3 separate regions of the Mus musculus genome follow, and regions 1 and 2 are each linked to region 3. Evidence: chromatin loops called from intact Hi-C (ENCODE). Cell type or tissue: heart. All regions are shown on one strand. Links, peaks and the distances in the headings refer to the core of each region. The heading gives the core; the rest is flanking DNA. Region 1 holds the start of Fchsd2 (FCH and double SH3 domains 2). Region 2 has its middle 47 kb from the start of Fchsd2. Region 3 overlaps Fchsd2 (FCH and double SH3 domains 2).

Region 1 (9,922 bases), core at 2,499-7,498, 120 kb after region 3:
CTTTCTAGTCAGAAAAGCAATCTTTGTATATTCAAAATTAATGAAAACTTTTTTTTTTTTTTTTTTTTTTTGGTTTTTCGAGACAGGCTTTCTCTGTGTAGCCCTGGCTGTCCTGGAACTCACTTTGTAGACCAGGCTGGCCTCGAACTCAGAAATCCGCCTGCCTCTGCCTCCCGAGTGCTGGGATTAAAAGCGTGTGCCAGCACGCCAGCATATGCCTTAGAAATCCTACAAAGACAGTTGCATAGAAGAAATGCTCAAGACAAAAAGGTCTAAAGTAAGCATTTGGGGGGGGGGATAAACTCTTTAAAATGCTTAGTTATCTAAAACATACATAATTTTATCCTAACATTGCATGATAATGTTTTTCATAAAACATTATGCTGGAACACTCTGGGGAAAATTGCCAACTAATGGTTTACAGACTTAATTCCAATTTGATAACTATTATATAAGTAAGAATTGGTTGGACCTGCTCTATTTGAATATGCAAATCATCTTTTATCCTTTACAAAAATATTTGTTGAACTGTCAGTTTGTACTACAGGATTGTTAAATAAGCGGCAGGCCAAGTGTGGTGGTGCATGCCTTGAGTCCCAGCACCTGGAGGCAGAGGGAGGAGAATCTCTGTGAGTTCCAGGCTAGCCAGGACTACAACAGAAAGATCCTGTCCCAAGAAGGAATGAAGGGAGGGAGGGAGGGAGGGAGGGAGGGAGGGAGGGAGGGAGGGAGGGAGGGAGGGAGGGAGGGAACGAACTTCCTTTAAGAAAATAATCCCAGGGAACAAAACACCCATGGAAGGAGTTACAAAGACAAAGTTTGGAGCTGAGATGAAAGGATGGACCATGTAGAGACTGCCATATCCAGGGATCCACCCCATAATCAGCATCCAAACGCTGACACCATTGCATATACTAGCAAGATTTTATCGAAAGGACCCAGATGTAGCTGTCTCTTGTGAGACTATGCCGGGGCCTAGCAAACACAGAAGTGGATGCTCACAGTCAGCTAATGGATGGATCACAGGGCTCCCAATGGAGGAGCTAGAGAAAGTACCCAAGGAGCTAAAGGGATCTGCAACCCTATAGATGGAACAACATTATGAACTAACCAGTACCCCGGAGCTCTTGACTCTAGCTGCATATGTATCAAAAGATGGCCTAGTCGGCCATCACTGGAAAGAGAGGCACATTGGACACGCAAACCTTATATGCCCCAGTACAGGGGAACGCCAGGGCCAAAAAGGGGGAGTGGGTGGGTAGGGGAGTGGGGGTGGGTGGGTATGGGGGACTTTTGGTATAGCATTGGAAATGTAAATGAGCTAAATACCTAATAAAAAATGGAAAAAAAAAAAAAAAGAAAATAATCCCAGCCTGGCGTGGTGGTACACATCTTTAATCCCAGCATTTGGGAGGCAGAGGCAGGCGGATTTCTGAGTTCAAAGCCAGCCTGGTCTACAAAGTGAGTTCCAGGGCAGCCAGGGCTACAGAGAAACCCTGTCTCAAAAAAACAAAAAAAAAAAGAAAATAATCCCAACTGAGTAGTGACAGCTCACATCTTTAGTCTCAGTGAGCTTGTGAGGCAGAGGCAGCTAGATCTGAGTTGAAAGCCAGCCTGGTCTGCAGATTATGTTCCAAGACAATCAAGGTTACACAGAGAAACCCTGCCTCAAAAAAACAAAATATAAAAAGAAAGAAAGCAATTCCTACTTTCTACTCATGTTTTACAGTACCTTTGGATTTTTGATTTTTTTGTTTGTTTGTTTGTTTTGTTTTTTGGAAACAGGGTTTCCTTGTATAGCCCAGGCTGTCCCAGAACTTAAGCTCCTATCTCAGCCTCCAGAGCACTGGGATTACTGGGATTCCAGATACATGCCACCATGTCCATCTTACTACCCTGTTATAACATTCATTCTCACAATGTTAGTGCAAGACCTTAGCTATTAAATTCAGAGTTTCCCGTTATGAATATAGGTAGCTTTAGTTAAAACATGACATATCATTCTCACTGAATTGCACATTCAAACACAAAGTAATACTTGCCAAATAGTGCTAGTATAGCTTCATCTGGGGTGACTGGCTCATCCCAGATATTAACCACTAACCACAAGTGTCAGCTTTAAAATGTTAGAATTGTTAAAGCCAATAAATAACTTGCAACTCAGTGAAAAGATGTAAGAATTTCCAGTTGAGTGATTACAAACTAACTGATAGACTCTTTTTTGAGACAGGGTTTCTCTGTGTATCCCTGGCTGTCCTGGAACTCACTTTGTAGACCAGGCTGGCCTGGAACTCAGAAATCTGCCTGCCTCTGCCTCCCGAGTGCTGGAATTAAAGGCATAAGCCACCATGCCCAGCTCTAACAGATAAGACTCTTAAGGCCCTCATTTTTCTACAGTGTGTGTACGTCGAATTTAAACTGTGTTAGTTCCTGTTCTAACTTCCAGCTGAGTCGAAATTCTACAGCCTGAAAGCAGGAAATCCAAAAGGAAATTCCATCATCAGATCCTAGGGCTTGGCCACTCAAGGGTTCTGGGCAGCAGATACAGAAGTTCTCCAGCTCCTACTATAATCTTACCTCATGTCTTCAAGTAAGTCACATTCTGCCTGATGTTTGGCTTGAAGTTTTGTCATCTGCTCACCTTGAATGTTTCTCAGCTCTTGTGTAACTTTCACCTAAAACACAGTATGTATTTATGAAGGCTTTTACTACAATTTGAAGGAAAAAAATTACTTAAAGAAGACACTATTTGTTAGAATGTATACTTCTAGTTTTCCTATCCCCAAAGACCAAAAAGTTCGTATTTCCCATCCAATTTTATTACTTAACTAAGTTTAATGAAAAAAACTAGCCAGGGAATGTAAGACAGGGGCTGAATAAAAATTCACAAATACAAAAAAAAAATTTGCAGTTTAAAGGGGTGCAAACTGTCATTCTGCTTTCTCTTGCTTCCCAAAGATTCAGACATTAACCACAGGAGCAGGGAGCACAGATGAGTGTACCTAATACCTAGCGACCAAAATGTACACAATCATGAAATAATATTCACGAATAAACTACATAAAATATTCCGTAATGGCTGCAAGAAAGCACACAGTCTCAGAATGATGCCCTCCACTCTGACAGCACATCAAATCATAATCTCTTTCTCACAAAGGAGAATGCAAAAGTGACCTTCCAGCATATGCAGGGCTTTTAAACTAACCCAGCAAGCCAGGCCGGGTGGCAGCCCACTTCAAACAGAGAGAACCGCCAAAGCCAGCTGGCTGGAGCCATCCTCGCCAGGCCGGACCCTGGGATTTCAATTGGTGTGTGATCGTGGTGGAATCCCGACCACCAGAGCAAAGCTACATGGAGAGGTGGGGTACACGTGCAGGGGGAAAGGGGGAGGATCAGTAACTGGGCAAAAAAATCAGATTAAGAAGAGAAAAGAAAGGGAAGCATAGATGATGAGTTACTCATAAGGCAAATGTTTGCCCACAAGGGAAGGATGTAACTGTCTCTACCCACTGCTCAGAGTAGATACCTAGTATCCATCTGAAAGATTTAAAAAGGCAAGGACACAGCCTTGGCAGTGCGGAAAGGTGTAGAAGGGAGCAGCCGAGTTGCTGGCAGCCCCAGAGCACCGTCACTGCCACCCAGGCCATCCAAACCCCAACCGTAGTGCTCAAACCATGCAACGCCAGGTTCTGGATTTCGTACTGGAAGCTCTGCTGTTTTCCTGGCCCCCTAGCCCGAGGCGGGGCAAAAGGGATGGGGGGTGGGGGTTAAGCAGGACCCGTCAATCCTTAATTTGCTTTCCCTTGGGGTGGGAGGGCGGAGACCGTTCCAACTTCTTTTCCGCAGCCCCGTGGGGGGAAAAAAAGGCCAAATCTTGAGGCGAGACTTGAAACAAATCCCCCCGCGAATTTGCCAATGGGTGGAGTGTCGACAAGCGACTGGAGGGCTCGAACCTGGCGCAGACTAAACAATCCGTCACGCACAAGGCTCTGCAAATCTGCAGGGGCTCCCCCGCCTCTCCCCCATACAGCTCTGAGAATGCACTTTGCTCTGGGCAGCACTGCCATGCAGACAGACACACACATGCATGCCCGAAAGAAAAAAAAAAAAAAAAAAAACTCCAGCGAGTGTCTCGGGGGGAGGGAGGTGTCCTCCCTAGTACTGAGGAGCACTGGCCGCCCCTCCGTCAGAAAGACACCCCGTACACGCGACCCCCTGCTTGGGGCGGGCGGCAACTCTGACAAGCCAAGAAGCTAGAGTGGTCACGGTCCCTTGCGGGAAGGGGGAGGGGGCGCAGCGGTCGCCCCAGCCGCGTTCTTTGTACGCACCGCCACCCCCCAAATCTCCAAAGCCCCCCGCCAGCTGCGCCCTTACCTTCCTCGGCGGCGGCTGCATGATGCTGAAGGGACATCAATCCTCCGCCCACCCCTGACGGCGGCGTTTAAAGGACTGTGAGGGTGAGGAGGGTTGGAGAAAATGGGGCGGCCCAGCAAGCCAGGGCGCGCGCTTGTGTGTGTGTGAAAGGAGAGCCTGGGAAGGAGAAGGAAGAGGAATCGGCCCGGAGGCTGCGAGGCAGGCGAGCGGCAGGAGCAGCCGGGTCGCAGCGAGTGTGGAGAGAAGGAGGAGCGCCGGGAAGGCCTGGGGCCCGGGCGGCCCGGGGGGTGTGTGAGGGAAGGAGGCGGAGACGGCCAGGGGGCGGGGGCCGCCGGGGGGGGGGGGCTCGCGGCTCGCCGGGCGGCTGAGGAGGAGCGGCCGCGTCGTCCGCGCTCGCCGCCTGCCGCGGCCCGGCTGCAGCTGGCTGACGCGGCGGCCCCCCACCCACTCGGGCAGCCCGGCCCTCGCGGTGCCCAACGCCCCCGCCCGGCCCGGGAAGGAGGAAGGCGGCGCCACGCTCCCCTGTTAGAGCTCCGCCAACCACTCAGGCCGCGGGAATTTCCGGCCCCTGGCGCGCGCCACAGCGCCCCGCTCCGGCTGCAGAGGGGATGCGCTCCCGGCCACACCGCCTGCTTCAGAGTGGAGGGGGGGAGGTTAGCCAGGCCGCGCCACGGGGCTCCGGATCTCGGTGTGAGAAAGGGGGAAACTTCACGGATTGTTCGGCCGAGGGGAACGGTGGGGACGGGAACGGGACTCGAGAACTACCCCAGTTCTCTCCGACGATGGAACGTTCCGGACGCTTCCCGTCCTCCCTCCCCCCACACCGAGCAGGCAGCTGGGGGCTTCCCGCGCGCCTTCCCGCCAGCCCGCTGGGGCGCGCGACTCCTCCGGGAGCGCGCACGTGGGAGGGAGAGGACTCTGCTCCGACGCACGCGCACAGGCCGCCCCCGCCTCCCGCCTGCATCTGCGGCTGCACAGTTTGTGTGGGAATTTGGCAGGAGTCGAGGGGGGCTAGGCTCATAGTGGGATTGTTTGCAATAAGGAAGGAGGTACCTAAGAGGATTCGGGATTTTGCTTTCTCTCAGTCCCTCAGCGTACCCTCCCTCCTAGTCAGCTAAACGTGCACTGAGAAATTTAGCATGAACAAGTCCTTTTACAACTAGCCGCAGGTGCCAGACCTATGCCATTGGAGGACAGGTGAAATAACCTAAAATTGCCAGGCAAAGGAATGGATGCCCTATTCCAGAGTACTTAGCCAGACCTCGTGGAGTCAACTGAGGAAAAGAATGAAAATCTCTTGAATCGGTCACTCCCATATCACAGATAGGAAGGCTGGTGTCCGCAGAGAATTGGAGCCATTCTCAAGGTCACATGGCATGCCTAGAATCCCAAGGGCTGAGTGTGAGGAGGGGTATCTTGCTTGGTGTTAGGGCGCATGCCTAGCAGCCAGAGAGGCCCTGAGTTCATCACTAGCATGGCAGAGGAAAGGATTAGGTGAGATTAAGAACCATAGGGAGACAGCAAGGGCCATGGAGGAAGCCTCTGAAGGAAGCCCTTGTCTGGAAGGGAGGACTTCTAGGTCAACTCACTTTGCCTGTCCTGAACTACTTGAATAAACTCAACCTCATCTGGCAATGACAATGCTCTTTCTCCTCAGGGTCCTATCAGGCACCTTCTCACTCTGTCCAGACCACCCAAGGAGTATCAGGCTCCCTTTGGGTTGCTTGGAATAGTAGAAAACCTTCTTCCTCGTTCCTAGGCACTATTTTTGAGCCACAGCTCCACAGGCAGCCACAGTGTGAGCTGGATCTCCCCCCTCCCCCACTTCATTCAGTACTTGCAGTCCCAGATAGCTGTTCTCAGAAACTCAGTTCAGGCCAAAAAGGAAGTCCATGAGACTGGACTAGACCAGGATGACTTACTTACCAGATAACCTACTGGCTCTGTGACCAGAAGATGAACTCCTACCCAGGTGTTTTATGTTGAGTTAACCTACATGCTAACAGATGAGATGAGGAGTCAAGAGTTGAGAGCTGTGTATAAATTACAAAGCCTACTCTACTGTTTCTGGTTTCCTTGAAGCCATCCATTTGCCACCAGTGTCCTCATTCAGATCAAGGAAGGCCTGGGGCAAGGGAAGAGTGGATGGGAACCCAGAGTCCTGACCTCCTCTGAAGCACAACCACTAGAGGTCGGGAGGTGGCCCTATTCTCAGCCTCACCACTGTCAGATGGTCAATACTGAACAAACATTCACTGATTCCTTCATTGGTAAAATATTTGCTGCCACCCTGCTTTATGTGAAGCTTACACCAAACACTAGGGTATGGAAGTGAGCAAGGCAGATTCACCCGCAGTCCCAGACTATTGAGTGGAAAAGCTAGGATAACAGCACCTGCCCAGATGGCCTGCATGCAGCAGGTGCCTGATCAAGGGTTTCCAAATTCTAGTCCTGGGCATAGCTGCTCTGTCTCGGGGATTATCCTGCCTCACGTCCTTGGAAGTGAATACTGAGGATATACAGTTTCTGAATGTTGGAAGATTTGGGATCTCCTAGACCACTGATCTGCTGTGCACTCAGTGGATATTGGAGCTCATCTAGAGCATACGGTAAATGATACTGTGCATGGTCTCAAACATCTACTAATGTAATCCAAGCCCTTGGGATCATGAGTTTGAGGCAGCCCAAATTGTCTACAGAGACCCAATAGATAGATAGATAGATAGATAGATAGATAGATAGATAGATAGATAGATAGATAGGACAGAAAGAAGGTGGGGCTGGAGAGAGGGGTCAGCAGTTAAAAGCACTTATTGCTCTTGCAAAGGACTAAGGTTTAATTCCCAGCATAACCACTCACAACTGACTGTAACTCTAGGCCCACAGGATCCAATGCCATGTTCTGGTCTCTGCAAGCCCCAGGCTTGCATCTAATCACACACATACATGGAGGCAAAACACTTGTACACAAAAACTAGTAAATCTTTTTAAGTTTTTTTAATTTGCAGTGTGCCTTTTCAAATCCTAAACTTTCTTATGGTTTCTTCAAGCTAATGTTTACAGTAACCTTATGACATATTATTTTCTTCATTTCTACAGTAAGAACCCTAAGACCCACAAGAGATAGGTCATTTGCCCTTCTCATGCTTCCAAGTTCACCCTGCATACGGCCCCAGGGTGAATGAAAAGGGGGGAAAGGAGGTAGCAGGCTGAGCACCATCTTTAATCTCTCCATTTACTGACTGCAGGTACAATGTGCCTGAGCACCTTGTGCTGCCACTGACGTGGCTTCCATGGTGATCCGCATCCTCTTAAGGCATAAGCCAAGAGAAACCCTTCTTTGCTCAAGTTGCTGCTCTCAGATGTCACATTACAAAACCAAAATGGTGACTAATGTCACCAGGAATAAAGCAGCAGACTTGGAAGCATAAAATATAGGACGGAGCAAGGGATTTCTGTGATCTCTGGAAACTTGACTTAAGTGTCCCTCTTCCAGAGAGTATGGGGACTTGAAGAGTTTTGCTTCTGTCATAGTAGTAAGCACACTGCTAGCAGAAAGATCTCTTAGATTATTGAAGGGAAATCTGCAGAGCAGCATGCTCTGTGCCTTCAAAGACAGAATTAGCAAATCTTTTCAGGTCTCAGGAAGGTTTTCCAGGCAGATCAATCCATGGAGGAAGCGAGCATTTCCATCCCGAGGCTGTGTAACAGGTAACTGGCCCCTTTCCATCAAAGAGACCACATATGGGATCCTGACTCTGGAAAGATACCAAGAGTGAGCATTTGTACCTACCTCCATGCTTCGGGCATGGAAATGAGCATGCTTTTTACATTGTTTTTTGCTCTCACAACATCTCCTTATAGTACATACAACCCCATTTTCACACACTGAGACTCAAACATAAACTATCCAGAGGCTCAAGAACTATCCAGAGGCACCGAACTGATAAAAGAACCAGCCTTGGTGTATGGATCCTTCTGACTTTGAAGCAATACTAATAAGCACCTGAAGGGATGATTAAAGTCAGAGCCAGGATTAAAAGCTGTCCTACATCCTCATAGAAGCAGGGGGAGGGGGAGAGGATAGGAGGTTTGGTGTGTGTGTGGGAGAAGGGGATAACATTTGAAATGTAAATAAAGAAAATATCCAATTTAACAAAAGATAACAAAGATATATACTGTGAATTCATATGGGTGTTTTGGCAAATTCTATTTAGTTGAATAAGAGGGTATGAATAAAAGGGGGTGGGGGAAGCTGGCCTGATATAGCTGTAAGTGGGAACTGGAAGGCCGGCTTCTCTGATACTCCAAATAGTTCCTGGAAGCAAAGTATACAGAAGTCCTTTTGTGGCTACAATAGGTGCCTCTTCCATCCTCTTGCCCATGTTGCAATGAAACACATAGACACACCACACACAAACACACACACACACACACACACACACACACACACACACACACACTGCTCTTGCACACGTACTTCCACAGTCCTATCTGCTTCCTTTCTCTGTCATTACCCCCGCACCTTGACACAGGCTGCGCAGGAAATCTTGTCAGCGCATCCAGAGGCTGGTCATTCCCTGCCTGGGTCTCAGCAAGCCCAGCTGAAGGCACTGCTGAAGATGACTGGGTTTGAGGGCCCCATTCTCGCCTCATTACTACCCTGGTCACCTTTCCTTTCCCCCACTGCCCTTTGTTCTTCTCTCAGTGGATTCCCTCACCACAGCCCTCCAGGGGATTATACCTGTCTTCTCAAATGAGCTCTCAAGACAGAATCCCAATCCAGCCACCAGAATAGAGCAGGGGCTTTCCCTACGGCACCCAGTGAGTAGGTAGCAGAACCAAGCCTTGGATTCCATCAACTGCTCCTCAACAAAGGTCTTTATTCTGGACTTAGTCACAAGTAGGTCTCTGGGGTGAGACTAGAGCTCTGTCCCAAAGAGCTCCCAATCTCAGTGCTTAACCTGAGGTCACCACACTGGGACATACAAGGCCAGGAAAGTCAGAGGCCTGATCCTATCAGGCAGTAGCAGTAGCAGAGATCTAAGTCCAGAGGCAAGTCCTTAAGGTGTGGGCAATGGAAAAACGAATTTCCTGGTCATTTGGGGCTCCTGCCCATGAGTATTACAGCTGAGGGCATAAGGACAGGAGTATAAATCCCAGAGATATGGTTGGAGCTGGCAGACAGGTGAACGTTCTGGCCCTGGCTTTGTTAGGTGCTTGCTTCCAGACATGTCACTTCAGTCCTAGTTTCCATTTCTGCAGACTGATAGTAACAGATTTTTTTTTCCTCTCTCCCTCTTAGGGGGACTGCTGTGCAGGCTAAATGAACTGTCAGGTGTATGGAATATATAAAGGGCTGAGTAGGACTAAGCTAAGGACTGCCAGTCTAGATGCAACAGAGAAGGCTGAGTGACTGTCTATGTGGGATGCTGAACGGAGCTTCCACCACTAGCTGCACTGTGATTACAGCTCTGAAAACCAGGTATCAAGGAATGGAAGTCAGGTGGGTGGAAGCATGCTAGTTCAGTGATAGAGCAAAACATTT
Region 2 (9,922 bases), core at 2,474-7,473, 170 kb after region 3:
ATGGATGGGGCAGCTTTGAGTTCTGTGTCTGGCTGAGTCTCCAGGAGGAGACTAAAGTCCAGATGGGGCAGGCCCTGATGGAGGTCCAGCAGGGTAAACCAGGTTTCCCACTTGAGCAGCCCTCTCTCTGATTGAAGGCAGCAGCTGGCCAAGTTTTGTAACGTTGCTTTCAGGAGCCTGCTTACTAGTCTGTCACTGCCTCCAGGTAGCTGCTTGTGTGTACACGTGGGTATGACAGTGTGACTCTACCCTTTGCCTATTGGGCAAGACCAGACCAACCCAGCAGGGCCACCTTCTTCCTCTTATTCCAGAGCTCAGAATGCTTTAGTTCTCTGGATACATCTCCAAGGACAAGCAACATGCTAAATTTCTCTGTTCCTGTTCTCCAATCTGCACTGTGTGTTTCTACAGAGCTTCTTTAAAAGGGGTTTCTCAGAGGCAGGGGAATGAGAACATGTGCCCACAGTACTCACCACTGCTCAGGGAACTCCTCTGACAAGTGTTGTTTGTAGGGGGCAAGGTGAAACAGGATCTCACTATGTAGTTCTGGCTATCCTGGAACTCACATAAGAGCCACGCTGGATCTCTCCCCACTCCCCATGTGCTGGGATAGGCATGTCCCCAAGTATCCAATGTATTAAGTGAAGTGAATGGGCTCCTGGAGGAGAAAACCCTAAGACTTCTAAGGAGAAGCTTCTAGAGAGACTCTAAGATACTCAGTGCTAAGAAGAGCAACCGGGGAACAGTCTCAAGCCTCTTTGGTCTTGGATAAGGCGAGGAAGTAGAGACTGTGAGGGCGAAGTCCAGAAGTTCTGACAGGGAGAGGGCGAGAGCTGAGACAGTTGATATGAGCAAGCAGACAGGTAGCCCAGACTCAGGAGCTCTACCTGGGAATATGACACTGTAGGAACCTTGGACCCAGATCATCGTAGCTAAAGGGGCTTCAGAGCCTGCTGCAGTTTCAGGGATGGGAAGATTGAAGTCTAAAGGGAGAGGGGCATGTCTTAGGCCATCTGGTGCATCAATAGCAGGGTCCAGCTTCAAGCTGGGGGCCTGTCTCTCAAGATAGACCATTTCCTGCCACACTCAAGCTTTGTTTATTTATTTATTTATGCTTACTTTCTATCACTGTGATAAACAGAATGACCAAAGCCAAGTTGGGCAGGAAAGGCTTATTCCAGCTTACAGTCTTTAGTCTGTCCTGAGGGCAAGTCAGGGCAGGAATACAAGGAACCTGGAGGCAGGAACTGAAGCAGAGGCCATGGAGGACCGTTGCTGTCGTTTGTTCCCCACAGCTTGCTCTGCCTGCTTTCTTTTTGTAGTTGTTGTTTTTTTCTGAGACATGGTCCCTCTATGTAGCTCTGGCTGTCCTGGAACTCACACACATCCCTGTGCCTCACCTTCTGAGTACTGAGATTAAAGGCATGTGCTACCAAACTAGGTGTCCATCTGCTTTCGTAGGCTACCTGCACCCACTGGTCAGGTGTGGCATGGCCACAGTGGACTAGGTCCTCCCACATCAATCATTAATCTAGAAAATGCCCTACAGAGCTGCTTAGAGGTCCCTCGCTCTCAGAAAACTCTAGCTTGTGCCATGGTGACACACAAACAGACCAGGACCATCCGGCCCCTCTGCCTTATATTTCAAATAACAAACTGAATTGCAGAAAGAAGCAGGTCTCTCCAGATGACTCAGTGAGAGCCACAAAACCAGCCACCAGATCCAAGTGTCCTGACCCCTCAGCCCAGGGCTGCTCCCTTCCCATCATTGTCACCTGGGGAGAGGAAAGAGCAGTCCCTTTTACAGAGTCCCTGTTATGCAACAGGCCTGTGACACACAAGGCCTTTCTTATCTGGATAACCTCAAAGGCAATTGCCTCAAAGGCAAATGTTTTTGCCCACATTAACAAATCGGAGAAAACAGGTTCAGAGAAGCAAAGCACCTTGTTCTTGGCCACACAGCAAATTAAAGACTCAAGCCAATGTTTGTCCATGTCTCAAACCTGTGCCCTTCTCTCTTCTCAAACTGTATTGGGTTTGAGCCCCGGAGTTGGTAATTGTGAAGGCGCATGGAGAGAGGAAATCAGGGTCAAACTCCAGCACCAGGTTCCAGCTGTCAACTTACACCAATAACAGAAGTGACCTTGGAACAGCAGGCTGTACCTCCCACTGACAGCAGGTTTGGTTTTTTTTTTTTTTTTTTTTTTTTCCTAATGTACATTGACCCTCACCTGGCAATAAAGCCACGAAGAACAAACAACTGGTAGCCTGGTTCCTGGCTTGTTGACACCCAGTAGTTTCAGGTTAGGCACTCTTGGCTGAAACTTCAGCTCTGAAGGCTATTTAAGATATTGGGACTGGCACAAAGGCTCAGAAGGTAAAGCTCTGTGTCACCAAGCCTGACAACCCGAGTTCCACCCAGGACCCACGTGATGGAGGCAAAGAACCAACTCCTGAAAGTGGTCCTTTGACTTCTACATGGGCACAATGGCAAATGTCACCCCTCCTACACAAATAAACTCAGAGGAGGGGAAGAGAGAGAGAGAGGAAGGAGAGAGAGAGAGGGAGAGAGAGAGAGAGAGAGAGAGACTCTTCTAACATAGACAAGTTTCTTGGACTTCTGGTCTACCCAACTATGGCTAGAAATCATCTCTATCCATGTATTTCCAGCTGTACTCACTTGCCCTTGCTAACACATTCTTACTGCTTAGCAACAGAAGCAGTCCTCTGTGTTATTGGCCTTCTTACTCAAACCTAAGATAGCTCCATGATTTCCACTGGGGCACAAAGTCACTGTCTTCATAGCCCTAGAATTAATAAGCCACAGCCTTATTTATGCTGAAGGGATAATGACCATTTGACCTGTTTTGGGTCTGCTTACCTGGGCTGAGCCTGTGGTCCTGACATTCCTAAGAAATGTGTCCAAAGTGCCAAAGAGCAGCCAACATGAATCACCCGCTACATTCTAGGTTCTCTGTTCTGCTACACAGCCTGACATGAAATCTACATCTCTGCATTTCATTATGTTCCTGTCCTCTCAGATCTCAACCCTTTTAAAACTTGATCCAAGTGCAACATCTCGTATTTCTCCTTTAATTTCCTTGTTCTAAATAGTAGCAATTTGTGTGGGGCGTGGTGGCTCATACCTTCAATACCAGCACTTGGGAGGTCAGCACATAAGCATGAAAACTGTCACGAGTTTGAAGCCAGGCTGTGTTACATAATAAGTTCCAACAAACGTGAGACATCTGCAAGGCTGTTATCAGCTTATCGGCAATTCCTTCAAGTATGATCTCTTTCTATGCTTAAGGAAGTGCGTGTGCGTGTGCGTGTGCATGTGTGTGTGTGTGTGATTGTTGTTTTGGGTTTTTGAAACAAGGTTTCTTTTTTGTGTATCCCCGGTGTCCTAGTACTTGTTCTGTAGACCAGGCTGACCCGGAACTCAAAAAATCTGCGTGCCTCTGCCTCCTGAGTGCTGGACTTAAAGGCACAGGCCACCATTGCCTACTTAAGGCAGTTTTGTTTGTTTACATTTTGTTTCTGAGACCATTATAGCCAACATTAAAAGGTGCTGGTTAAAGAGCTTTGTGCTAGCTCATCCCTCTGTCAGCTGAGCTGCAACTCCAGACCTCCTTTGTGATTAAATCAGTGATGGCTGATATGAAGGAGCCTGTGGGACCCTGGCAATTTTAGGGTCCCCAGCAACAACTCAGAGGCTTACAAGGGCAGGACCTTTGTCCTGAAGCATGATTAGTTCAAGGTTCAGAGAAGGGAATTGTTGGGTACAGTCCACAGGGTGCTCTGGAGGACTTCCTGTCCGCTGCTTCAGAGGAGATTCAGAGCCCAGGGCCTGATCTCTGACAGTACCATCAGGCTGCCACAAGCCGTCTGGCCTGGCTTGGGTGGGTGTTTTCCTGAGACAGAGGCTAGGCCAGACACTTCAAATACCCTCTCAGCATCTCTGTCCCTCAGATGTGAATTACCAACTCTCTTGGCAGAGGGGGAAACTGAGGCTTCCTGGGGTAGAGAAGCTAAGCCTTGAAGATGGACTCTGGGCTTTTTTTTTTTTTTTTTTTTTTTTTTTGGTTTTTGGTTTTTGGTTTTGGGAAACAGGGTTTCTCTGTGTAGCCTGGCTGTCCTGGAACTCACTCTGTAGACCAGGCTAGCCTCAAACTCAGAAATTCGCCTGCCTCTGCCTCCCAAATGCTGGGATTAAAGGCATGTGCCACCATGCCCGGCTAGAATCCAGGCATAATTAACAAAGTCACCACAGGCTGGACACCGTGGTCTGCTCTGAGCTCCCTTAGGTGGCCTGAAGGAGAAACCTCCCAGGGCTGGATGCCTTTCTGGTTGTGAAGATGGGCCTTCAAAGCTTATGTGAAGTTTTTTAGCCAGGAGGATTCCAGGAAGGCTGACAGAGGAGAGTAAGCCATTGGACACCGGCCTGTGTGCTTCACACCCTCTGGACTTGAAGCAAAGTTCTGGCTCCTGTCTGGGCCCAGGGCGGGTTGTTTAGGAGCTGGGTCTGGCTGCAGATCAGAAAACAGGGCCCACCCTGCCCTAGAAGCTGGGCCTGCGGGTGAGTCCAAGCTAAACCACCACACAAGGGTCCATTGTGGTCTCTCCACCCGGCCCTGGGTTCTGCCAGCCCTTCCGGCTCCCGGAAAATGTTTTCCTTCTGGCAACTCCAGGGCAGCCTGCCCTTAGCCAAGATGCTGACTGGCCACACCTCTTGCCTTTCTCAATCAGCAGAGATTCTGGGGACTGGTAGCCCAGAGTGCTGGGGCTAGTCTGCGTGTCACACACAGGGTCCCTAAAGCTTGGGGAAATGAGCACACCAGGGCTAGATTCAGAATCAGAACCTTGTACTTCGTAGCCATGTTTTCCAACAAGGAGGGAGGTAAGAGGGTTTGTACCAGATAGGGGAGTAGCGTCTCCTCAGAAAGACTTAGGTGGCATTCTGAAAGAAATAACGATATTCATGCCATTTTCTGGGAAAGTTAGGTCCCCCAGGAAACAGCTGGGATAGCCTGCGGGTTACCCACTTCTTCTGGCATCCAGCCTTGAAATGCTGAAATGTAAAACCAGGCGCCGAGTTCTGGTAGGATGGTTCAGTGGATAACGCTACTTGCTGCAAAGCCAACCAACCTGAGTTTGCTCCTCAGGACCCGAAGGATGGAAGAAGAACCAACTCCTGAAAGTTGTCATTTGGCGGGTGGAGTGGGGTTGGGGAAGTGGGAGGTGGAGAGAGAGAGAGAGAGAGAGAGAGAGAGAATGAGAATAAACCAGGCATGGATGCGTTGCGTGGGATGATGTTTCATGGGGTGATGTTGCGAGGACAAGCAGGATTGGAATTTGAGGTTTCATCGCTGGCTGCCGGGACCAGAGGCTCCGGGTTCTGGGTTTCCTCGACTCTTTCACGGGCAGACAGCGCCACCTGGGGTCCAATCCATGGGACTTGAATCCCTCTGGAGATCCCACTCAGAACTCTCTGGGGATAGAAGGAATGAGCTGGGCACTGGGGATAAAAATGCTAAGATGGGTCACCAGCAGCTCTACTGGAGTCACCCACGGAAGTTCGGCCAGGGTTCCCGCTCTTGCCGCGTCTGCTCTAACCGCCACGGTCTGATCCGCAAATACGGGCTGAACTTGTGCCGCCAGTGCTTCCGGCAGTACGCGAATGACTAAGGACTAAGTTGGACTAAGCGACCTTGAATGGATTGTTCGACTGATTACCAAGCAGAACCAATCATGCTAGTCTTTGTGCACAAAGAATAAAAATGTGAAGAACTTAAAAAAAAAAAAAAAAGCTATTCCATGCAGGCAGGCCGGAGGCGCAATAGTAGAGGCCGCAGGCACAATAGTAGAGGACCACTCTACTGGATGAGAATCAGGGATGCTTTGATGGGGACCTGCAGGGTAGAGGTCACGGATTTGGAGTTAAACCTTTGTCTTGCAAGAGTGAATGGTACTCAGTTCAGGAACAGGCTGTGAAACCCATGGAGAGCTTGGTGCGTTGGCAAATGCTGGTAACAGCATTAGGCAAGTAGAGGAAGGAGGATAAGGAGGCCAAGTTTGTAACAAGCTATGTTGGAAGTTCGAGGTCAGCCTGAGCCGCGTGAGACTCCGTTGGTGACTCCGTGTGTGAGAACACTGGACAAGCATGAAGACCTAGGTTCAGATTCCATCACTAAGTTTTTTTGGTTTTGTTTTTAACATAGGTCTCTGTTGCTATGATGAAATACCACGACTTGGGAAGGAAAGGGTTTCTTTTTTTTTACAGCTTACAGCACTTCATTGGAAGGAAGTTGGGGCAGGAACTAAAGCAGAAACCACAAAGAAATGTTGTTTCCTGGCTTGCTCGGCAGGGGCTTGCTCGCTGCTTTCTTATACCACCAATGCCCGTTTGCCCAGGAATGGCCCTGCCCCATTGGGCTGGGTCATCCCATGTCAATCATTAATTGCCTACAGACAATAGGATGGAGGTATTTTACCAACTAAGATTCCTCTTCCCAGATAACTCCAGCTTGTGTCAAGTTGATAAAAACCCCTCAAGCTGGAGTTATCTATATCTAGCCTATAACCCTAGCTTCTGGGAGGTAGAAGCAAAAGGATCCCTGGGGCTTGCCCATCAGTGAGAAACCCTGTCTGGAAAGGCTTAGGACATTCTTCTGCGTTCTCCTCGGGCCTCCCTGCAAGTGCAAGGACACGTGCACCCATGCTCTCACATACAAGTCTACCAGATTAACACACCTCACCACACAGATGCTCAAACATAAGCATTCTTAAAGCATGGAGAAGGCATTGTGAGTGTAAATGTGGCTGCTTTGATTTTACTTTTGTATTTGTGCTAAGAATCAAATAACTTTACCAAGAACTCCCACACACACACCTCTCTTCCACCACCACCCTGCCCCCCCCCCCCGCCTTCCCCCCTCCTCTCCCTGCCTCCCCCTTCTTCCTTTTCCATTTGTTGCTGTTGTTTTCAAAACAAGGTTTCTCTGTGTAGCCCTGGCTGTCCTGGAACTCACTCTGTAGACCAGGCTGGCTTCAAACTCACAGAGATCTGCCTGCCTCTGCCTCCCAAGTGCTGGGATTAAAGGAGTATGCCATCACCACCTGGCTCTCTTCCTTCTTTTAAAATGAAAACAGTTGCTTACTTTATTTCTCCATCTAAACTGGCATTTAGCTTTATAAATTTTATGTGCGTGCACACACCTGCTTCTCAGTATGTATGTCATGTGCTTGCAGGTGCCCTCAGAGGCCAGGAGAACCTGGGTTCTCTGCAAGAGCAGCAAATGCTCTTAGCCACTAAGCCATCTCTCCAGCCCCATACACGAGCACTTTTTTTACCTCTCATTTTTCTCTGTTCACTGAAGAAAATTCATAAAATAGGAGTATGTATATATCTATATATATGTATATGTATATGTATGCATATATATATATGCAATCTGTCACCCTACACCTTAACTTCCTGCTGCTGGTATTACGGTATTAATCGTCCATCCGAATTTTCAGTTCTCCTTTCACAGACTCAGGCCACCCCTTCTTTAGAAGCTCAATATGCAGATGATTCTGTGCATCCACAGACTTTGACTTCTTGCCACTATTCCCTAGACAATGCAGTGTGGCATCTATTTGCATTGCATTAGGTGTCACACATAATCTGGAGATGATTTGCATTCTACTGAGGAGTACGCACAGCTGTATGCACACACTCTGGCAGCTCTTAGCAGGGACTTGAACAGCCATCCATCCGGGTACCTAGAACTAGTCCTCCATGTACACTAAGGATTGATTGTATTTCTTTAAAAGACAAATAGGAAATTACAGAGGGGCTGAAGACGGCTCAGTGGGTACATGCACTCTGCAGGGCTAGCAACCCGAGTTGTTGTTTGGAGAGAGATTCTTGCTAATTATTCCAAGTGGCCATGAACTCATCCTGTAACCCAGACAGGCTGCTTCAGACACACACACACACACACACACACACACACACACACACACACACACACACACACAGACCTGTAGCTGGGGTTACAGGTTGTTTGAGACAGGGTCTTGCTATATTGCTAGATGTTTGCTTAGTCCACTTAAGGCTCAGGATTCCAGCCCTAACTGCTATGTGCCTGTAACCCCAGCATCTGGGACGTGATGTCAAATCAGAAGCTCAGAGTCATCTTGAGGTACCTGAGGCCTTGTCAGAAAGAAAGTAAATGGGTAAATATCCTAGGCCCACTCAATTCTCTTGTCTCAGCTTTCTAGCATCTGGGACAACAGTTGTGTTGTACTGTGTCTGGCTGTCACTGCTTTCAAAATATCCATCGTCATACAGAATCATCACTACATTCAATTTTAGATCATTGCTTGAACTTCAAAAAAAAAAAAAAAACCACACAAAAAACCCCCACACTCTTTAGAAAGCACTCCCCATCCCTGCCTCCCTGCCTCCTGCCCCTCATCCCTAACCAACCACAAATCTATTTGCTATCTTGACAGATTTACGTATTCGGGACTTTTCATGTAAATGGGATCTTTTGTGACCCACCTTACAGTGTCAGGATCCACCTGTTTCATACCATGTATCAGTACCTCATCCCCTTTCAGGACCTGTAATGGTCTAGGGCCTGGATGTGCTACATTTTGTTCAGTTGTTCATCAGTGTACACATATTTGGGTTATGTCCACATTTTATTAATTTGTTTTTTACTATCCTGAGTAATGTTACTGGAAACCCTGATGTCCTTGGGGCTGGAGAAGTCAGCCAGCAGACAAGAGCAAGTCGTACTCGTGCAAGGGATCTGAATTCAGTTCCCAGCACCCACATCTCGAATCTCACAACTGCCTGTCGTTCCAGTTCCAGGGGATCTAACTTCTTCTGGATTCCATGGATACTTTTGAACACACAAACACACACATAATTATAAAGAAAATAAAAAAAGAAAGAGAGAAGAAAGGAAGAAAGAGAAAGAAAGGAAGGGAGGGAGGGAGGGAGGGAAAGAGAGAGAGAGTGTTCTGGTTTTGAGGGACGAGACATTATCATTTTAAAGATTTTTTTATTTGTATTAACACATATGTGTCTGTGCAAGCATATGCCATGTGCGTGTAAGCCTCTGCGGTGGGTGCATGGGTGCCCTTGGAGACTGGCTGGAGTGACAGGCAGCTGACAACTCAAGCCCTTGTGAAGAACAACATGCATGCCTAACTGCTGAACCACCTCCCCCATCCCGGCCAGCATCATCTTTTCATCTGTCCTGGGGATGTGGAACAACCAAGCTGTCTTTGACTGTGACCCTCCTAGGAGGGAAACTGTTCAGGCTTTCTACACTCATTCTGTGTTAACTGTTTGAGGAACTCCTAGACTTTTCTGCCCTCAAAGTATAATAACGGCACAGTCTTACACACCAGCCAGGAATCTCCTAGGCTTCTGATCTCCCCGCTTCCTCCCTAACCTTAGCTGTTCCACGCACTGTTTCATTATGGCTATCCTCAGGGGGAACAGGGGGATTTCCACTGTGGTTTTAATTGCATTTCCCAGATGGTTAGTTAGCAAGAATCAAGCATCTTTTCATGTGTTTATTGCCCATGACCTTTGGAAATGCTCATCAGATGTTTTGCCCATTTAAACCTGACTTGCTGTTCGTTATTGGTTCTAATAGTTCTTTATTTTTTATTTTATTTTATTATTATTTTGTTGTTGGTTTGTTGGGTTTTTTTTTTCGAGACAGGGTTTCTCTGTGTAGCCCTGGCTGTCCTGGAACTCACTCACTCTGTAGACCAGGCTGGCCTCGAATTCAGAAATCCACCTGCCTCTGCCTCCCAGGTACTGGGATTAAAGGAGTGTGCCACCACGCCCAGCCGATTCTAATAGTTCTTACATATTTTAGATAAAAATCACTCAGATATATGACTTGCCAGT
Region 3 (9,922 bases), core at 1,655-6,654:
ACTCATCCATCCTTCTTTCTACACATCAATGTTTTTACATCTTTTATGGGTTCTGGGAACTTGGCATCTTAAATACTTTTCCTTCTTTAAATTTGTAATGTAGATTGATTGATTTTACAAGGTTGAGTGTTTTGCCTGTATGCGTGTGTTATGTGCAACATGTGCATGTCTAGTACCCATGGAGGTCAAAGAGGTCAGATCCCTTTGACCTGGAGTATAGTTGGTTATAAGCGACCCACCACATGGGTGCTGGATCTGAACCTGGACCCCTTGAAAGAGCAATAAGTACTCTTAGCTGCTGAGCTCCCCGCAGCCCCGGTAATGTGTTTCTACCATAGGATCAGGAGCTCAGGCACACAGAGACAAGAACACTTGCATTGGGAAGTGTTCAGGATAAAGAATCTGTGTGCTTTTCTCATTCCTGTCATGTGAAAATGGATACCCTGATTCCTAAACAGTTTCTAAAGACATGACTCAGTTCTCATTCTCCTTCATGGATGGATGGATGGAAGGAAGGAAGGAAGGAAGGGAAGAAGGAAGGGAGGGAGGAAGGGAGGAAGAGGGAGAGGAAGGATTAAGGGAAGGAAAGGAAAGGATTAACTTAGGTCTTAGAAGTAGTAGATCTAGATAGAATGTATATATTTTAAAATGGATACAGTCAGGAAATATTCATAATGCATTTTCCAGAAAGAAAAGTAACATTTACATAATTTATCTCCTAAAGCAAAGATTCACCACCCTTAAAAATAAACATAATTTATCTGAGTCTGAGAAAAGATAATCATATTTATTTTCTTTGTATATTCAGTGTGGCATGCTGGCAAAGTTAATAGATCAATAGTTTAAATGAAAAGATCATTACCAAAGGATGACAGCATATAGAAAGTGAGTTTAATTTGTAAAAAACTAAACTCCAAGGCACTGTAGAATTTATTTTTAAATTAATTATCACATGCTACATTCCCTGTGCTCATTTTTCTTACTGTCTGCATTGATAGATGACCTTGTTCTCTTTAATGACTGAGTTGAATGGATTTGAAGTTCCTGTGAGCAGGCCATTCTTCACTGATTCTTCTCAAAGGCAATATGTATGGCCACAGACTGATGGCTAAGTTAGTCTGTGCATCATGTCCCCCCTTTCATTCAACTCATCCAGAAAGTGTCCCATTCTCTCACTTTGTTAAGGAGAATTTTTTTCAGAACTACATCCTTTAAAACATGTTTCTACTATTATTAGTATCTTCAGGAAAGAGCTTTAGATTATGACATGGCAATACTAGTCATTGCATTAAAGACACATTACCTTGCTGGAGTTTTCTAGTAAAAACTGGAATGTATTCTGTATAGCTTGGCAAGTTTCTAGCTCGGTCCGGCTGAAGGCTATTAAATAATCCTTGAGGTGGTCATACACGTTTCCATCAAGAGCCTGAAAGAGAGGAATATTATAGAAGCCAAAAATTATGATAGTGCTTTGGCACATAATTCCTTTGTCTTTAAAAATGTAGAAATGTTCAATTTCAAAACCTATTAATAAACTGACAAAAGGCATAGAGCATTACATAAGAGCGTGTGAACAGTGAGCAGTTACTAGGGTAGTGCTGAATTTCTAATGAATAGCAACCAACAAGGGGAAAAATCTAATATTGCTAAAGCTTAGGAAAAAAACCAGAATATTTTGGAGACAAAAACATCTAGTTTCTGATCTTTGCTTATCTGCTTCTGTAGCCACTTCATGACAATTAGATGTAGGAATTTTACAGGGACTATCAGAAAGAAAGAATCCAGGCACAGAGCCTGGAACACATATACAATAAACACAAGTCTCCTCCATTAGTGGTAGAATTAGGATTTAGTATATATTTGCTACAGAGCAATCTGAGAGAAAACATAAAATGTCATGAACATTTATGCCCACGTGTTTGTCTACATAGATTACACTCCCGTCACGCACATCTTAGAGAGGTCAAAGGGAAAACACTCAGCTCTCATAGATATTCTAAGAACTTTCCTGCCATTCCAAACTATCAAAACAGCAGCCTTATCTTTTAAAAATCTACATTTTTCTCTTCTCATCAATTAACAAAACTGTCACGGAGCTAGTTTTGCACAGTGACTGTTGCTGCTCTCCAATGAGAGCTCCCTAGTTCTCTCAAACACACAAAGTGCCAATGAGCTTTCTTTCATAATGGCTTTCAAATTTCTTTGTCTCAACAAAGCTGCCAAACCTTCCTTTGTTTCCTAGACATTCTAGAGGTCATTTCAGCGTGTGTGCATGTGTTCTGGATTGCAGTATTATTTTTTTGTTACGTCCAAATAAAATGTTTTTGTTTTAGAGTTTCACTTCTACCTTTATTTTAGCGTTGGCACCTGCTTCTAGTTCCCAGGGGAGACACACAGGAGTAGAACTGCCTTTGGCCATATGGCAACTTTGTTTTCCAGAGTGCTGCACCCTATCAACCAACAATTCATGAAGATTCTCTGTGTCCTTGCCACCACTTATTTGTGTGTGTGTGTGTGTGTTATTCATTGTGCTCTTTATTGGTATTATTGTTGATATTTTATTATTTTATGTGGATGAGTGTTCGCCTGAATGTCTGTCTGTACACACATAGAGTGTACAGTGTTCATGGCAGTCAGAAGAGAACATCAGATCTCCTTAGACTGGAGTTACTTGTCTGTGAGTCCCTTACATGTTTTGCTATATACTGATCTATTTTCTATGGCGAATTATCTAATTCAAACCTTTGGCTTTTTTTTTTTTTTGAGACAGGGTCTCCTGTAGCACCACTTGAACTTGTAATACAACTAAAAGTACTTCCAACTTTCAAAGAAAAATATTTACTTACAGAAGACATACATGCATCATGGTGCATATGTGGCAGTCAGAGTACAATTCTGATTTTTTTTCCCCGCTGTGCTGCAGAATCTGGGGATCCAACTCAGATTGTTAGGCCTGCACACAAGTGCCTCTACCCACTTAGCCATCTCACTGGCCCACCCTTAGCTTTTGACCCTTTAGTTTCCACCTGAGATTCCAGGTATGTGCTGCCACACCTGGTTTATACAGTAATAGAAACTGAACTGCTGGCCAAATAGTTCACTAACTGAGCTACATCTCCAGCCTCTGCTTCATACATCTCAGTTGGAGTCTATTTCTGATTTCAAATGGCAATAACTCTTTATGTATTGTATATAGCAGAGTTTTGCAAGATAAATAATTTGTAAATATTTCCTTTCATTTTATGGGCTGCTCTTTTCACTTTCTCAAGTATCTTTTGAAAAACGTGTTTTAAACCAAGTGGTGGAGGGATACATCATTAATCCCAGCACTTTAATCTCAGGGAGAGGCAGGGGATCTCTGAGTTCAAAGCCAGCCTGACCTACAGATTGAGTTCTAGGACAGTCAGGGCTAAATTATGATATCTAACATTGTTCTTCTTTCTTTTATTCCTTGAATGTTATTTATTTATTTTATTCCTTGTATGTTAGTATGTTATTTATAAGAATCATGTATATAAATTTTACAATAATTATTTTTGTACTTTGTGTCTGGCTTTTACATCAAGCTTTTAATATAAAATTGACTTGAAATAAAACAAAACCTGTCCCCGAAGCAGAGTAATAGTGCTGAATCTTCTTTTACCACTAGATGGCACCATTGAGTACTATAAACAGGCAGTGCAAATAAATGCCTTAAATATATTTAAAAAATTTTAATTAGATATTTTCTTTATTTACATTTCAAATCTTATCCCCTTTCCTAGTTTCCTCTCCAAAAATCTCCTATCTCCTCCCCCCCCCCCCCGCTCCCCAACCCACCCACTCCAACTTCCTGGCCCTGGCATTCCCCTATACTAGAAATGCCTTAAATATAAACTTCAAATAGTTATGAACATTTTGGACACTGTAGTGTGTTGAGATGGAATTAAAATTTCTACCTTAAATCATGATTTTCATGAATTTGTTTTAAAAAGAGACATGTTTTCTGATATGAAGTTTTTGACTTAGAAATATTCTTAGTAGCTCATCCTAATAATCTTGTTTGGAAGAAATAGCTCATTTTACCTATATACAAGACATGATAATATAGGTATCATGAACAAGGCGTGCAGTTTAAGGTGAACTATATTCCTATGTAGTCTGAATGATATTGCTATTGAGTGTCAACTGTACTTAGGCATTATACTAGCTATCTGAGTATGAGTACCAGAAAACAGGGAAGAAAGGAAAGAAATCAAAGCTTTTTAACAGTTAACTAGCAGTGCTAGTGATCAAACCTTTGCACTTCGCACATGCAAAGTGTACACTCTAACACAGAGCTATACTGCTAACCTACCAAGTTCTTTTGTTATTTCTTAGCAATTTCCTATTCCAGTTATTTCTGCCAACCCATTTCCTTTCAAGATAGTATTACATAGCCCTGGGTGGTCTGAATCTCACTATGAATACCAGGCTAGTCTCAAATTCACAGAGATCTGCCTGACTCTGTCTCTGGAGTGCTCAGATAAAAGGTATATGTAACCATGCCTGGTCCTGACATCCCACTTCGCACTGCATCAGGGAGGATACCCCTGACTTGTATTTTATATGACTGACTATTCAACACTCTTCCCTGGCCAGGCATTATGTTCAGGATAGGTTTTGTTTGTTTTGAACTTTACCACTGACCGAATAGTTTGGACATGGCTTCTGTCTGACCCCTTGTTCACCTGTTTGCCATTTCCCTTCCCTGCAACACTTTCCCTAAACTAAGCCTCTCTGAGCTCTACCAGCACTTCTCTTGCCTCTGAGCTCACATGTCACATGTCACAGGCCCTTTCCTCATCCTCTCTCCCTGCCTTGCTCATTATCATTCAGCCTTAAGGGCTTCTCTTGATCGCTGTGAACTCTGGATGGTTCTTGTCTTTTTACCTCGTGGCTTTATCTTGTGCTTCTGACGCTTGCCTGTCCTTCTTTTGGTTATTGAACTCTATGAACAGGAAGGGCCATGCCAGTCTGTTTAGCATTGAATCTTGAGGGTCAAACATGGAGCCTGAAATACTGACAATGTTCAGCAAATAACTGTTTGATAAGTAACGTATTGGATCAGAATTTATAGGTTTAAAACTATGGGTGAATCCACATTAGCCCTCATGACTGAAAAGCCTGATGGTATTACAGCAAAAGAGAAGCAACTGAGTTCACAAACTGTACGATGTGGAAGGTCCTAAACTTAAAAAAAAAAAAGTGTGTGTGCACTAAATAAAACGTTGCCTTCTTTTTCCCTTTTATTATTACAAAATAACTATAGTTTATATCAACCATATTCCAAACTCTGTCTTTTGGTTATATTATAAGAAAAACCTTGATTTGCACTGATAATTGATTATAAATAATTAATACTTTGCCTTCCTATATTTTTATTCCTCTTCAACACAGATCAAAAGCCTTATAGTAGACTGCTGAGACCCTACTGTCTTGGGTCCTGAAACCCTGACTAGGGATGGTGAGGGAATGAAGAAAGGACGCACAGACAACACACAGCAAAGCAGGGGTCAGATGGGGTACTACTACTTGCTACCGTGGGCAACTCAGAACCTCAGTGTGTTTTTTAGGGACTGGACGTGGGGAGGGGCTAGTCTTGTAAACAGCAGTCAGGCTGAGGCTGTAAATATCTGGGAGGAGGGAGCTTCAGTTGCTGCTTTCAGAGGTCACTTCCTTACACACAAGACTCTGGAGGAAAGCTTTTCCCTCTTGAACCTGGCCCACATGGCAATGGCTTTGACAATTTCCCATGGGTCCAAGGCCTTGGAGACCTTGGCATGGCTGTGCCCATGTTGACACTACACATTCACCCAGGACTACACACACTCAGGGCTTCCTCTGCTTCCTATAGTAGACAATTTTTTATTTTAAAGTTGATCAAGCAAATACAAATGATAATATGTTTCTTAAATTTTTAAAGTAAAAACTATTCTTAAAAATTATTTTTAATTATTTGTATCTGTGGATGCTCATGGAGACTAGGGGTATCAGATCCCCTGCTTGGAGCAGGCAACTGTAAGCAGCCTAATGCAGGTGCTGGCATGTGTACTTGGGTCCTACTGTGCCATCACCCTGTTCCCTTAAAGTAAGAACTATTTAAATGGTAAACGATAGGAGAAGCAAAACTCTGAAGGTGTGACATGGGCATACATAGTGATGGTTCATGTGAATAGTAATTTACGTGCTCTGTATGACTTCCTGGATTGCCTCTAATACTTAAAACTTTAGTAGGTAAGTCATCCAAGTGTATCTTTCAAAACTTTTGACTATTTAATATGAGTTTTCAGTGGCTTTTAAAATTATTTTATGTGTATCAGTGTTTTGGCTGCATGTATCTATGTGTACTATGTGCAAGCCCAGTGCCCACGGAGATCAGAAGAAGGTGATGGAACTCCTGAGACTAAAATTACATACAGATGGTTGTGTGCCACCATGTAGGTGCTGGGAATCATGCCAGGGTCCTCTGTAAGATCAAGAAGTGTTCCTAACTGTGGAACCAACTATTCATCCCCTTAATACAAATATTTAGGAAAAGAATTCTGTAATACTTAAATTGAGAAACCATAAGCCTTAAGTCAGGACATAGGAATAGTCCAACGGCATTTAAAAACCCAAAAGCACTGAATTTGAATGTCTTTAAGCAGCTGTGTTTCTTTGTGGTTAGCTAGAGACTAAATGGAAATGTTTCTCTACATATTCTTTCTGTTTTTTTTTTTTTAACTCATTCTATTTGCATGGTCTTTAACATCTATTGAGTATGGAATACAAGTTCATAAGGGCAAGTATTCAAATAGGAAGGGAAAAGGGGGGCATCATAAAGACAAAATGAGAAATGGAATTCTAGTGTCCTCTACTCAACATGTGCTTTACAGGAAAAGTATGAATTTCTTGGAACTTGCTCAAGAGGAAAGTTATGATGAGCTAGGAATTAGGAGAAAAAAACATGTCGTTTTTTTTCTAAGCATTTGATGTAATTTCCCCTTAAGAGAGAACTTTAAACAGTGGCCTCCTTATTTAGATTCAGGAAGGTCAGACTCTGTACTCAGCATTACCCTGAGATCTTCCTTCAAGCTGACTAGAAAAACAAGCTCCTCTTTTTCTGAGACCACTGGACATTTCTAAAATAGTGCTGGGCAAAAGTCAAGGAAATAAATATCAAGATGATAAATGTAAGATAGCTTAAAATTAAATCATGAAATCCTTCAGTCCTCCTCTGCTGACACTGGAAGAAAAACACTGATAGTCAACTTGCTTTTATCTGTTTTCAGAAGTCCCCAAATTGTAACAGTAAATAAAAAAAAATTAACCTTTTATAAATCTAAAATCTAAAGAAATTAAAGCAAGTCCTGGGCTGCATTTCTTAAGTGTAAATATCTTAGCCCATGACTCAATCTGCCGAGTGATATGAAGTAAAATTAGAAATACCTTATCTAGTTTTATACTTGGTCATTTCACTTAAAAGCTCTGAGTTACTTTAGGTTCTGTGAAGAAGAAGCAAATAAGATAGTTTTTGAGTTACAAAGCAAAGCAAGGAAAGACTCTAATATTGCTTTTCTAAAAGTTGTACTTTCTACTGAGTACCCACTAGCAGGAAGAGATATCAGGCTGAGAGATTTGCCCAACTACTGTGGCCATCTCCAGTGTGCTGCAATCCTGGAAGACACAGGCTGCAAGTCCCCTACCACATAACACGCATTAAAACCCTAGATCCACCACTTAGCAACGTCACTCTAGAAAATACTCAAGCTTCTTGATCAAATGCACTCAAAAGAATGTTACTTATAAAGAAGATGGCAATAATAAAACTGAACTATTTTAACCAGAAAACTTCAATGATTTCCCTTTTACCATAGTAAAGGATTTTAGTGACAGATTGGTTTCTGAATCTGACTCTGTCACGAGTTGGTGTAAGGTAATCTTTCATTCTAATTTCCTCACCTATAAAATGAAATAATAGCTTCTCATGGAATCTGTTAAGAGGTATTTTATGTGCTATTTTAATTACCTATTTCTTACATCATGTTTTTAGTAATGATGTTTGTAGCATGTGTCTGGAAATTACAAGTAGCATTTTATTTCAAAACAATCTGGTTTGGATTAATACAGCACAATATTAGCAGCATACAGCAAATTAGTTCTTATATTGCTCCATTTTTCCCCCTCTCTGGTTATTACTACTGTGAAAAACATATGCTGCATTATAAACCATCACAATGCTTTATACATATTGTTTTGTGTTGTGACACACTCCCTCTCTCTCTCTCCCTCCTTTCCTCCCTCCCTCTCATTTGTAAACAGGTTTCATGTAGTCAAGGCTGGTCTTGAACTTCTTGTACAACTTGAATTTCTTTCCTTTTTCTTGCCCTGAGTCAAGGTCTCTCTGTGTAGTCCTCGCTGTCTTGAAACTTGCTAGGTAGAGCAGGCTAGCCTCTAACTAAGATCCACCAGCCTTTGCCTCCTGAGGGCTAAGATTAAAGATGTGTGCCACCAGGCCACACCATGGACTTGAATTCTTAATTCTCCTGCCTCTACCTCTCACGCGCTAGGGAAAGAGACATATACTTCCACACCAAACCTTATGCATTGTCTTTCAAAGCAGACCAATATTAACCAGTCATTCTTGGACAGGATAATTGCAACACATTTACCTTTAAGTTCACAGACTCTTCTACTAGCTCAGCTTTGTTGCCAAATCCTCTCAGTATTTATTTATCTGGGCAGTGCTGAGGGATCCAACCTAATGCTCTAACATATTAGAGAAATGTTCTGTCACTAAACTAAACTCCAGCATAGTTATTTTACTTTGTTTTCTTTCCTAAGACAGAATTCTACTGTACAGCCCTGGCTGTCCTGGAACTCACTCATTAGACTAGGCTGGCCTTCAACTCAAAGATGTCCCCCTGCCTCTGTCTTCCCAGCCAGTTACTTCACTTTTTAACTTTTCATTCATCTTAATCATTTCAAGATCCTTATTGATAATTTTTTTAAAATTTGGTGAACCTTAATTTTATATTCTCCTTATGCTCTTTAGATATAATTAATTTTAGTTCTTTGAACACATTAAAATAAGGAATTTAAAATCAGTGCCTAGTAGATTTCAGGAATAAAGTTCCCCGGGGGACATTTTTTAAAAATTTTATTTTATTTTTAATTTAGTTTTTACACTCCACATTCCATTCCCTGTCCCACCCCCATCCACCCTCTGTCTGCTCCACATCCCACATCTCCTCCCCACCCCACCCATCTCTATGTGGATGCCCCCCCCCACCTGACCTCTAAACTCCCTAGGGCCTCCAGTCTCTTGAGGGTTAGGTACATCATCTCTGTATGAACACAGACCTGGCAGTCCTCTACTGTATGTGTGTTGGGGACCTCATATCAGCTGGTGTATGCTGTCTATTTGGTAGTCCAGATTAATTGAGACTGCTGGTCCTCCTACAGGATAGCCCTTCTCCTCAGCTTCTTCCAGCTTGTCCCTAATTCAAAAACAGGGGTCAGCAGCTTCTGTCCACTGGTTGGGTGAAAGTATCTGCATCTGATTCTTTCAGCTGCTTGTTGGGTCTTTCAGAGGGCAGTCATAATAGGTCCCTTTTTTGTGAGCACTCCATAGCCTCAGTAATAATGTCACATCTTGGGACCTCCCCTAGGGACATTTTTTATACTTAAAAACATTTTCACATCTATCTATCTATCTATCTATCTATCTATCTATCTATCTATCTATCTATCTACCTACCTACCTACCTACCTATCCATCCATTCATCCATCCATCCATCTATCTATCATGCACACGCTATAATGTACATATGGAAGTCAATAAGCAACTTGTAGGAGCTGGTTTTCTCATCATGTAGGTTCTGAGGCCTGAGCTCAGATCATCAACTTGGCTGCAAATAC

The links. A loop is a pair of places that touch in the nucleus more often than their neighbours do. Peaks named below come from ENCODE experiments on the same cell type or tissue, not always from the same donor. Only the 100,000 strongest peaks of a DNase experiment are listed, where the experiment ranks them.
Region 1: it touches region 3 in a loop (5-fold over the local background); 15 of 42 quality-filtered maps call a loop at or near these places.
Region 2: a loop joins it to region 3, with 7 times the contacts of the local background. A loop is called at or near these places in 28 of 42 quality-filtered maps.

The regions. Positions count from the first base shown.
Region 1 is chr7:101,103,492-101,113,413 of GRCm38, reverse strand. Fchsd2 (FCH and double SH3 domains 2) reads right to left here and starts at 4,639. Exons shown (of 20, transcript NM_001146010.1): 1 at 4,375-4,639; 2 at 2,578-2,675. The coding sequence starts at 4,395. In heart, for the core only: CTCF peaks have their summits at 4,979 and 6,549 (motif pointing right); DNase peaks (open chromatin) are centred at 3,693, 5,003, 5,803, 6,123 and 1 weaker place; H3K4me3 peaks cover 3,510 bases; H3K27ac peaks cover 3,205 bases.
Region 2 is chr7:101,057,092-101,067,013 of GRCm38, reverse strand. It overlaps the pseudogene Gm5735. Among named protein-coding and RNA genes, the nearest start is that of Fchsd2, 47 kb to the left of the region's middle. In heart, for the core only: a CTCF peak has its summit at 5,446 (motif pointing left); DNase peaks (open chromatin) are centred at 4,613, 5,483 and 6,413; H3K4me3 peaks cover 630 bases; H3K27ac peaks cover 1,022 bases.
Region 3 is chr7:101,225,376-101,235,297 of GRCm38, reverse strand. Fchsd2 (FCH and double SH3 domains 2) reads right to left here. Exons shown (of 20, transcript NM_001146010.1): 9 at 1,304-1,426. Among named protein-coding and RNA genes, the nearest start is that of Gm50587, 28 kb to the left of the region's middle. In heart, for the core only: a CTCF peak has its summit at 3,614 (motif pointing right); no DNase peak of the experiment used is centred there.